2 separate regions of the Mus musculus genome follow, and region 1 is linked to region 2. The links are chromatin contacts, found by Hi-C or POLR2A ChIA-PET in ENCODE. All regions are on one chromosome and are shown on one strand. The core of a region is the stretch at or near the end of the contact, and the rest is flanking DNA. Distances in the headings are between cores, read along the strand shown.

Region 1 (4,776 bases), core at 259-2,758, 250 kb before region 2:
ACACTAAGTTACCTAGCCAACTAGTAACCTTTCCTCTCTTGGGACAAAGGGCAACCAACCAGGCCAGGCCAGCTGAGGGTTACCTGCAGAAAAAGGGGCAGGAAGAAGGCTCATGGTAAAACTTTCTCCAGTGTTGTATCCACGAGGCAAGCATCGCTCTCCTGAGATGCCCCCAGCCCTCGTTCTAACAACTCCACCTCATGTAAAAACATTGATCTGAGCCAGGTATGGTGGCACATGCCTCTAGTTCCCTGAGTTGAGACCAGCCTGGCCTACAGAGTAAGTTTCAGGATAGCCAGGGTTACTCAGATAAACTCTGTCTTGAACCCCTGCCTCTCCCCCAAAACATATATCTGCATGTACAGGAAATGTGACAATCTCCCCTTCAGGGAGATAAGTGATAGGTGACCTTTGACCCCTTCTTTCTATTTTTTGCCCAAATTCCTTTGTGTAGAGAATGTTCTACTCATATTCAGAAGGAAGGTTTTTCTTTTCTTTCTATTATTCTTAAAAAGCTGTCATATATCCTTTTTATCTTTTTCTTCAAGATCTAGCAAAGAATGAGGAGGATTGCGCCACTGAGCCAATCCTCACACAGAACTCTTTTATTCTTTAATCTTAGAACCTTTTTTTTTTTTTTTGAGACAGCCCAGGCTGTCCTTGAACTCCTGATCCTCCTGCCTCTACCTCCTTAGTGGTAGGATTACAGACACAAGGCACCATGTCTAGTTTTTAGAGCTTTAAAAAAAGTATCCTCCCTCCACATGACAGGCAATATGGATAAAGGAACAGTCCTTTGTGTGTTCATAAGTTTTACCCATAATGTACTGCTGTGCAGCTTCCTTTGGGGTGAAGCTCCAGGCTCTGAGGGTGAAACTTCATGGGGAATGTGTGCCTAGCATATCTGAAGCCATGGGTACAACCCCTAGCACCAAAAAATAAACAAGATCTAAACCAGGTGGTGGTGGTGGTGCATGCCTTTAATCCCAGCACTCCGGAGGCAGAGACAGGCGAGCTCTGAGTTTGAGGCCAGCCTGGTCACAGAGTGAGTTCTAGAACAGCAAAGGCTACACAGAGAAACCCTGTCTTAGAACAAAGGAAAAAAAAATCTAACAAAGAATTAATCAAGCTACGTCCAACCTTACTTCAGGAGTCACTTCCTTCAGAGCATGGGAGAGGTATTAACCAATAACTCACACACCTCAGGTGGGCACTGGGCCTTGCAACCAAGCCCCCTGGAGTGCTGGAGATACCACACCACCATAGCGCCTCTCACTGGAGTGTCCACCAGGATAGTGCAGCCTTGAAGGTATGTGACACCAAGTGTCCCTTCCCCCACACTGGCTGGATATGAGCCCTGGGGTCTGAGTGGGGTGAACATTTTCTGGCTTCAAGAGCTTTCTTCTGCTTTCAGAGTCCCTTCCAGGCTGATCTTCCACTTCTCCAGAGTCCTTCGCTTTTGTGTTTGGGCCAGCAGGAAAAAAGCCCTTGGCTTGGCTCCTTATCTGTCAGGAATCCAACATTTCCAGGGGGCTTGCTTGGTTTCAAGTATTGCCCGAGTCTTTTCTTCCCTCTGTAGCTGAGCTTTTAGCCAGGATTTCTTGGCTCTTAGAAAGATCGAATGCTTGCCTCCCCGAGTGCTCTAGGTCTGTGTTTCATTTGCAGCTGCCTGGCCCTGCACTGGGCGACAGTCTCAGTCCTCCCCTGCCAGCCCATCCCATCATACAGGGCCAACAGAGGAGGTCCTTTGTGTGGTTGTCCTGCAGTGTGGGAGGGAAATGCTTCCAGTTTCCTCCACGGCCCCGTGTCTGCCTTTACCTCAGCACAGCCCAGGGGCAGGGTGGCACTGACTTCAAGAGTGCGCTGGCCATCTCCTAGACCTAGCAAAGAACGGAATGCCAACCCTAAACAGCCCTGGCCCCTAACTGCTTCTAAGTCAGATTGGGAACAGCTCAGCACCTGGTACTTTCCTGACAGAACTTTGCAGCTGATCTTTCCCCACTGGGTTTGGCAAAGCTGTAAAGATTTGGAACCAAAAGAATTCATCAGTTCTGTAGTGCATTATGCCTCAGGCTCTGCCTGCCTAGGGTCTCCTTCCTGGATTCCCCCAGGCACACCCTGACTTTGAAGTCCTCTGGCCTGATGCGTGGCTGCCAGGCCCTGGAGTACAAGTGTCAGGGAAAAGACTGTGGCTTATTTTGGTGGCATTGTTGTCACTCCACGGCCGAGAAAGCAGCTGAGCTCTAGTTTATAGGTAACGGCTGGCAGCCAGTTTAGGACATGAACACAGAAGCAGAGAACTCAAGGACTCTCCAGTGTGTCTCGATCACCAAGGGTGGCCCGTGCCCTGGCATCTATCTCCCAGAAGAGAAGCTACATGGGCAAGCAACAAGGCCTTGGCAAGGCACCCTTCTTTCCTACTGGGGACTGTAAGGGGTGGCCCCGTGCTCTGCTTGTTCCGGGTACCGTGGCTTACATGCAGATAAATAGTATTTGGAGCCTAAGGAAAGTAACTGTGACCAGTGTGCAGTTTTACCTGGTTAGGGAGGAAAGCGGTTGAGTCAGTGGGGAGGGCCTCTGACAGTTCTCACCTCAGTGAGTGTTTGGAAGACAAAGCAGGTCATGGAGAGGCTGCCTTCTTCCAGAGTTACCCAAACCCAAAAGGTTTTGAGTGCTTTGAAGATGAAGGGTCTCTGTCTTAGTTAGGGTTTCATTGCTGTGAGGAGACACCGTGACCAAGGCAACTCTTATAAAGGATAACACTTAATTGGGGCTGACTTACAGGTTCAGAGGTTCGGTCGGTTATCATTATGTTAGAAAGCATAGCAGTACGCAGGCAGACATGGTGCTGGAGGAGCTGAGAGTTCTACATTTTGATCCGAAGGCATCTAGGACGACAGTCTTCCAGACAGCTAGGAGGAGGGTCTCAAAGCCCACACCACAGTGACGCACTTCCTCTAAGGCCACACCTACTCCAACAAGGCCACACCCCCTAATAGTGCTCCTTCCTGGGCCAAGCAGAGTCAAACCACCAGAGTCCCCTTAGAAGCTTTGCACCCAGGGAGTTCCTTTGTCCTCCTGCAACATAGCAGGTAACTCCCCCTTCATTCTTGAGTTACCCTACTCATAGGCGGTCAGGCTCTAGCCTCAGATACAGACAAAAAAACTGATGCTCGGAGTTTGTCCGACTGCTCAAGGTCTGTGAGCGCCAGAGCCATGAAGCCAGTGAGGTCTCAGGCAGGGGCTGGGGATGCGATGCGAGACCCTGTCTCCAGCACCCACTGGCAGTCCCCAGATCCCAGCTCTGGCCCTGCAGGACCTCAGCTCAGGAACACACTGTGGGGTTAGAGGAAGCCTTGCTGCGAGGGGAAGCTGGATCTTGTTTGTATCACACTCCGCTGGCACATCGTGAAGCAAGAGCTCTGTTGTAGCTGAGCTGGTGCACAAAGTCATTGCATGGTGTGCATCCAATGAGGGAAGTAATCCACTCCGAAGCAGGGCGCTGAAGACACCAGGAGCTAGAGGAGAAGGCTGAGAATCACAGCCAGCCAAAGTGATTGGGGTCCCATGTAAAGGAAGCTGTCTGGGAGGCTTCCAGCAGGATCAAATATGGAAGCCTGTGTTTCCTGACGCTTGTCATTTGGTGGGCTTGTGCAAGTCTTGACCTTTTGACCTCTAAGACCCTCACTAGAGAGACTTCTGAGGCCAAGCACCTTGGACCCTAGAATGTCCTTTTGTTCCCAGTCACTGCCATTGTTACTTAGCCACAGAGAGAGAGGTACAACACCAGAAATAAAGAAGCAAAGTGAGCTGGAGGTCAGGAGTTCAAGACCGCCCTCAGCTAAAATATGTGTTCCAGCTCACCTGGGTTACACACACACACACACACACACACACACACACACATATATACACATACACACGCACACACACACACACACACACACACACACTGAATGTCACAGATGTCATGCCTGTAATTGATGCTAACCTTGGACAATATAGCAAGACCAGCTGCAAAAATAAATACATAGACAAAATTGAATGTACAACTTTAAAATAAAATAACCCCAGCTCTTCGGAATGCTCATCACCAGGCCCTCCCCACCGCCGCTTCTCCTTAAGGTCACTGAACACTGCCTCCTCTCCTCTGTCATTATCTGGTTAGGATGACATAGAACTCTTGATATTTCTGCCTCTGCCTCCCAAGTGCTGGGACTGGGGTCAGCCATATGGTAAAGGTGTTTATGTCTAGCCTGAATGGTTCTTGGGGTAAGAGGCTGACCCTGACCACATGCTGGGACTACAGGTGTGGGTCACATCGCTCAGACAACACACCACAGTATAAAAGCATGCACAGCTTGTTCCTAGGTCCCTGGTGCCTTTTCCTCTCTGGTAGCTTCCACCCCAGGTCTCATGTCCTGACTGTTTCCTCTGTTGGAGCATTTGTCTACACATCTTGAGGGTGGCCCTCTTCTTGCTGGTAAGGTCTCAAGTGCCCCTCTCCAGGAGGCATCTTCCAGACCAGCACTGCACCTCAGCCCTATAGTGTTAGTGTGGGTTAGCCCTTTTCCCTTATCCCTTCCACCTCCCCACCTTTCCCAGGCCCGTCCTCATTCTCCAGGATTTTCCTCCTGCCTCAGCCTTTGAGCTCTGGGATTTCAGGCACGGGTCATTATATACAGCCTACTTTAATTTCTCCATATATTCACCAATATATAAAACGGTTTAACTTTGGATCTACTCTGCTCTTCCTATTAAGATATAAAATACTGC
Region 2 (5,371 bases), core at 1,110-3,609:
TATATATACATGAAAGTGAAAAACATACACATAAAATAAATATAAAGGAATCTTTAAAAAACATAAATGTAAAGTAAGAGTCAGTCGGGCTGGTGAGATGGCTGAGTGGGTAAGAGCACTCGACTGCTCTTCCTAAGGTCAGGAGTTCAAATCCCAGCAACCACATGGTGGCTCATAACCATCCCTGACTCCTTCTTCTGGAGTGTCTGAGGACAGCTACAGTGTACCTACATATAATTAATAAATAAATAAATAAATAAATAAATAAATCTTAAAATTACTTATAAAAAAAAGTAAGAGGCAGTCTAGGCACATTTCAGAGACATCCAGATCAGGGCTGAGGACAGCTCAGTAGGAAGAATGTCTGCTTAGCATGCATGAAACCCTGGGTTTAATCACCAGTACCACGTTAACCCAGCCTAAAGACACATGCCCATACTGTAATCCTAGCCTAGAGAAGATAAAGGAGGACCATAAACCCAAGGGCATACACAGCTAAATTGTGAGGTGAAGGCTAGCCCTGAGTACAAGAAACCTATCTTGGGGCTGGAGAAATGGCTCAGGGATTATTAATGTCACATACTGCTCTGTCAGAGGATATGAACTTGGCTCACAACCACCTGCAACTCCAGCTCCAGAGAGATCCCATGCCTCAGTCCTCCACAAGCACCTACATTATATTTAAAACACTTCCACACAGATATACATAGATAGAGATAAAGTAAAAAAATTAAAATAAATATGGGACTGGAGAGATGGCTTAGTGGTTAAGAGCATTGGCTGCTGTACCAGAAGACCTAGGTTCAATTCCCAGTAATAAACAATGCAACTCACAACTATGAATAACTACTTCCAGGGGATCCAACTTCTCTGGCCTCCACAGGCACCAGCCATACACATGATATAGAGATGTGTATGCAGGTAACACACCCATCCACATAAAAAACAGATAAATACATTTTAAAAATAGGAACCTGGCCGGGTAGTGGTGGCGCACGCCTTTAGTCCCAGCACTTGGGAGGCAAAGGCAGGCAGATTTCGAGTTCAGAGTTCGAGGCCAGCCTGGTCTACAAAGTGAGTTCCAGGACAGCCAGGGCTACACAGAGAAACACTGTCTAGGAAAAAACAAACAAACAAACAAAGGAACCTGTCTCAAATAATAATTGTTGACCAGGCGATGCTGGCACATGCCCTTAATCCCAGCACTCTGGAAGCAAAGACAGGAGGATCTCTGTGAGTTCAAGACCAGCCTGGTCTACAGAGTGAATTCCAGAACAGACAGAGCTACACAGAGAAACCCTGTCTCAAAAAGAAAAAGGGAAAGAAAAGAGAGGGTTGGAGAGATGGCTCAGTGGTTACGAGCACCAATTGTTCTTCCAGAAGTTCTGAGTTCAATTCCCAGAAACCACATGGTGGCTCAAAACCATCTGTAATGGGATCTGATGCCCTCTTCTGGTGTGTCTGAAGTGTACTCATATACATAAAATAATAAGTCTTAAAAAAGAAAAAAAAAGAAAACAAAGAACGAATAACTATCAAAATCATTAAGCCAAGCACTTGCCTATAATCCTAGTACTCTGGAGACATTAAAAGAATGTTCTCCTACAAGTTTCCAGCCTGCTTCAGGCCAACAATGGCTAAGATTGCAACATAACATAAGCAAGATCCTGTCTCAAAAAGACAAAAGCCTAGATCATGAAAAAGGAGAGACCTCAGAGAACAAAGGTAACTAATATGACATAAACAGAGCATGGTAATCTGGATTGAATCTTAGGCCAGAAAAAGAACATTAGTGGAAACAGTAATGAATCAGAATTTAAAATTTTTCAATTATAAAATAAAAATAAAAAAAACAGCCAGGTGGTGGAGACTCACACCTTTAATCCTAGCACTTGGGAAGCTCCGAATTTGAGGCCAATCTGGTGGTCTACAAAGCAACTTTCAGGATGGTAAGGGCTACACAGAAAAACCTTGTTTTGAAAAACCAAAAGGAAACAAACAAACAAACAAAACCCACCAAACCAAACAAAAACAGCACAGCACACTTGTAATCCCAACACTAGGGAGACCAAAGGATTGCTGTGGCTTCTTGTCTGCCAATCTGGCCAAATCAGTCCTTTTCTTTACATGAAACTAAATACAACTTTGACACTAAGTCTCTGGAACTGAGACTGACTTTTTCAAAATACTTACTAGCATCCAGGAATTATACACTGGATTTTAGTATGGCATTTCATATCTATCTTGGTCATACTCACATGGCCCTCTCTCCTGCTCCTAAGGGTCACTGATCCCCTTCAACTAATCCTCCCTCTACTCCCATGGGGGGCGGGGTGGCGAGGAGGGATGGCAATGAATTCCATTAGGGTTGTTTACAGGAGCACAGGCACCTTGCCAGTGGCTACTCCACTGAGGAAAATGTATCTTCCTCCTGCAAATGTCCCTGAGTATTCTTAGAGAAGGCTGTGTTGGAGAACCCTTGATAATCCATGACAGGAAGTCAATGGTTCGAATTGTGGGAAGGTTCAAATTGTGGGAAGGTCTTGCATAGTGTTCATGGCTGCTTCAGTTCAATGGCTTGCTTCCATGATTTTTCACTCTCAGAAAGACTTCACAACTTCTAAGGTCCCAATAAAAACATCCAATAGACAAGAAAGAGAAAAGCAAGACAGATACACTTAACTTAAAACACTTAGGAAAAAGACCAACCTACAGTATTTAAGAGGTCAATGGGGGTGGGGGGGCTGGAGAGATGGCTCAGTGGTTAAGAGCACTGACTGCTCTTCCAGAGGTCCAGAGTTCAATTCCCAGCAACCACATAGTGGCTCACAACCATCTGTGATGAGATCCGATGCCCTCTAGTGGTGTGTCTGAAGACAGCTACAGTGTACTCATATACATTAAATAAATAAATCTAAAAAAAAAAAAAAAAAAAAAAAGAGGTCAAAGGCCACTTAAACCTAACTATAGATTTCATATTCTGTGGCTGCTGCCGTCTCTACATTTTAAGACTTAGAACTGGAGTTTACAATTTGGCCTCAGCCACAGACATGCATACACCAATAGACATAAGATAAAACTAACCCTTTTTAAATGTGTGTGTGTGTAATAAAAACTTCTCCATGAATATTTAAAGTAGATGTTTATCTAAATGTTATCTGGCTTAAATTTTAAAATTTTAGGGTTGAGGGGACGCACTTGGAGGTCATAAATTCAATCCCTGTTGGCACGAAAAGCAGAGTTTTTTTGTTTGTTTGTTTGTTTGTTTCCCTTAAATTATATTCTAGGGATGCTGAAGAGATAGCCCAGGATTTAAGAGCACTAGATGCAGAATGTTCCAGAGGATCCAGGTTCAATTCCCTTAATTCCAGATCCAGGGGATTCAACTCCCTTTTCTACCTTTCTCTAACACTAGGCATCCATTAGGTGCAGACAAATATGAGGGAAAAGCACCATAAACATAAATACTAATTTTTTAAAAATTAATATTATAGTACCAAAGCACCAATTTCAGCCCCAACTTCTACAGGAAAACAAGAATAGGCTAACCACTCCCTTCTCCTTAAAAGGCAAAGGGAGCAATTTACCAATGTCTCTTACCAAGAAAATCCAATGTGAAATTCAGACAGAGTAATAAAAAGTAAGTAACGCCTAAAATAGCTCACATAACGGCACTCAGGTTTTGTTTTCTCTCCCTTCCTTCTACTCTTTTTTTCTCTGAGAAAAGTCTTATCAGCCAGACTGCCCTGCAACCAAGACTGGCTTTAAACTCCTGACTCTCCTGGGTACTGAAATTTGCAGCCTGAACATTTTGTAAAGACTCCAAGCAGCTGCCTGTCAACCTGACAATTATAGATAGTGATGCTCTAAACACTTAAAAATCACATTCTACACAGTAAGAGTCCTAATTACTTTTCTTCTTCCAATTCTCCCCAATGGTTGGAGTATGGAATGACAGAGGCCATCTGTCTGGCATGTGCAAGTACTGGATTTGATTACCAGTCACATACACACTCACAAACAAAACAGTAAAAAACAACACTCTACTGAAAACTACATGAAAGCTGGGAATGATATTAATACACTGTCAGACAGATAATTGATTAGCCCAATTTTATACTTAAATACTTAAAAGGGAGAGGCACTTAATTGAAACAGCTCTAACCATTTCAGAAAAGCAAAGTACTACTGCTTAGATTTTCAGGGAATCTGGAGTCTCATTTTAAAGTGGAGGAGGGATGGGAAGAAAAGATCACCATCATTAAACTGCTCTGCACAAGCTCAGGGATGGTTGCTCACTTTTAATCTAAGCATCTGGGAAGTGGGCATTCAGTCATTCCCATCTACACAGTGAGGTTTGATTTGGTTTAGCTTTTTAAAACAAAGCCCAGGCTGGTCTGGAATTCACTATGTACCCCAACCTGGCCTCAAACTTCAGGCAATCCTCCTCCTTCAACCTCCCAAGTACTGGAATCACACAATGAGCCACCATACTAAGCTACTTTGTCACTTTAATTAATAAACAAGCCTGATGACTTCAGCTCAATTCTTAAGGCCCACATGGTATAAGGAGAACCTAGCCATTTCTGTGAAGCCCAGGTGCTAGTGAGAAACCTTGCCTCAAGAAAATAAATGAAAACAGGGGCTGGAGAAGTGGCTCAGTGGTTAAGAACACTGGTCCTTCCAGAAGACCCTAGTTTGGTTCCCAGCAACCACATGAGAACCTACAGCTGTCTGTAATTCAGAAGACCTCTTCTGACCTCCTAGGGCACTGCATGAACACAATAAGGGGAAACACACACATAAAATAAAATAATAAAGGTAAAAATAAATAAAATGGACGGTTCCTAAGGAATGAAACCCAAGGTTGACCTTTGACCACCAAATGCATGCACACATGTATACATGTACATCCACACTCATACAAATTCAGCTTTGAGTACACATAAACACACGAGTTTAAGGCCAGTGATAGAGCTCAGCTGGTAGAATGCTGGCCTTTTAACTACATCGCAGCACTTGGCAGGTAGAGACAGAATCAGACGTTGAAGGTCATCCTCAGTTATAAAGTGAGCTTGAGGCCAGGCTGGGATCCTTGAGACTCTGTCTCACAATAAAAAGTAAATAAAACTTCCCTAGAAACTAATAGACTATGACAAATACTTCTTATATGAGGCTAATATTAAGTCTGTGTTTATTTCTGTCTATCTCTCTTTCAAGACAAAATCCCTATGTAGCCGTTGACAGTCTGGAATTCACTAATGTACACCAGGGTGGCCTGGAACCTTCGGTGACCCTCCTGCCACTGCCTCATGTGCTCAGAGCACAGACTCCTACACCCCTGGCACTGTTTAGTATTTCAGTGTGTTAG

The links. A loop is a pair of places that touch in the nucleus more often than their neighbours do. ChIA-PET counts read pairs that join two places held with the same protein, here RNA polymerase II (POLR2A).
Region 1: a map of v-Abl transformed pro-B cells shows a loop between it and region 2 (2.3-fold over the local background). The contact joins two enhancer-like sites. A Hi-C loop is called at or near these places in 1 of 37 maps with a recorded cell type or tissue (v-Abl transformed pro-B cells). POLR2A ChIA-PET finds 5 or more read pairs at or near these places in 4 of 5 experiments (Patski and embryonic stem cell).

What each region holds. Positions count from the first base shown.
Region 1 is chr11:20,457,574-20,462,349 of GRCm38, reverse strand. No RefSeq gene overlaps it. Among named protein-coding and RNA genes, the nearest start is that of Gm39606, 6.9 kb to the right of the region's middle. Within about 2 kb of position 1,508, at least 1 of the 3 ENCODE cell types and tissues checked has a DNase peak (open chromatin) inside an H3K27ac peak, as active enhancers do.
Region 2 is chr11:20,205,397-20,210,767 of GRCm38, reverse strand. The region is part of intron 1 of Rab1a (RAB1A, member RAS oncogene family); the gene reads right to left. Among named protein-coding and RNA genes, the nearest start is that of Rab1a, 6.7 kb to the right of the region's middle. Within about 2 kb of position 2,359, at least 1 of the 3 ENCODE cell types and tissues checked has a DNase peak (open chromatin) inside an H3K27ac peak, as active enhancers do.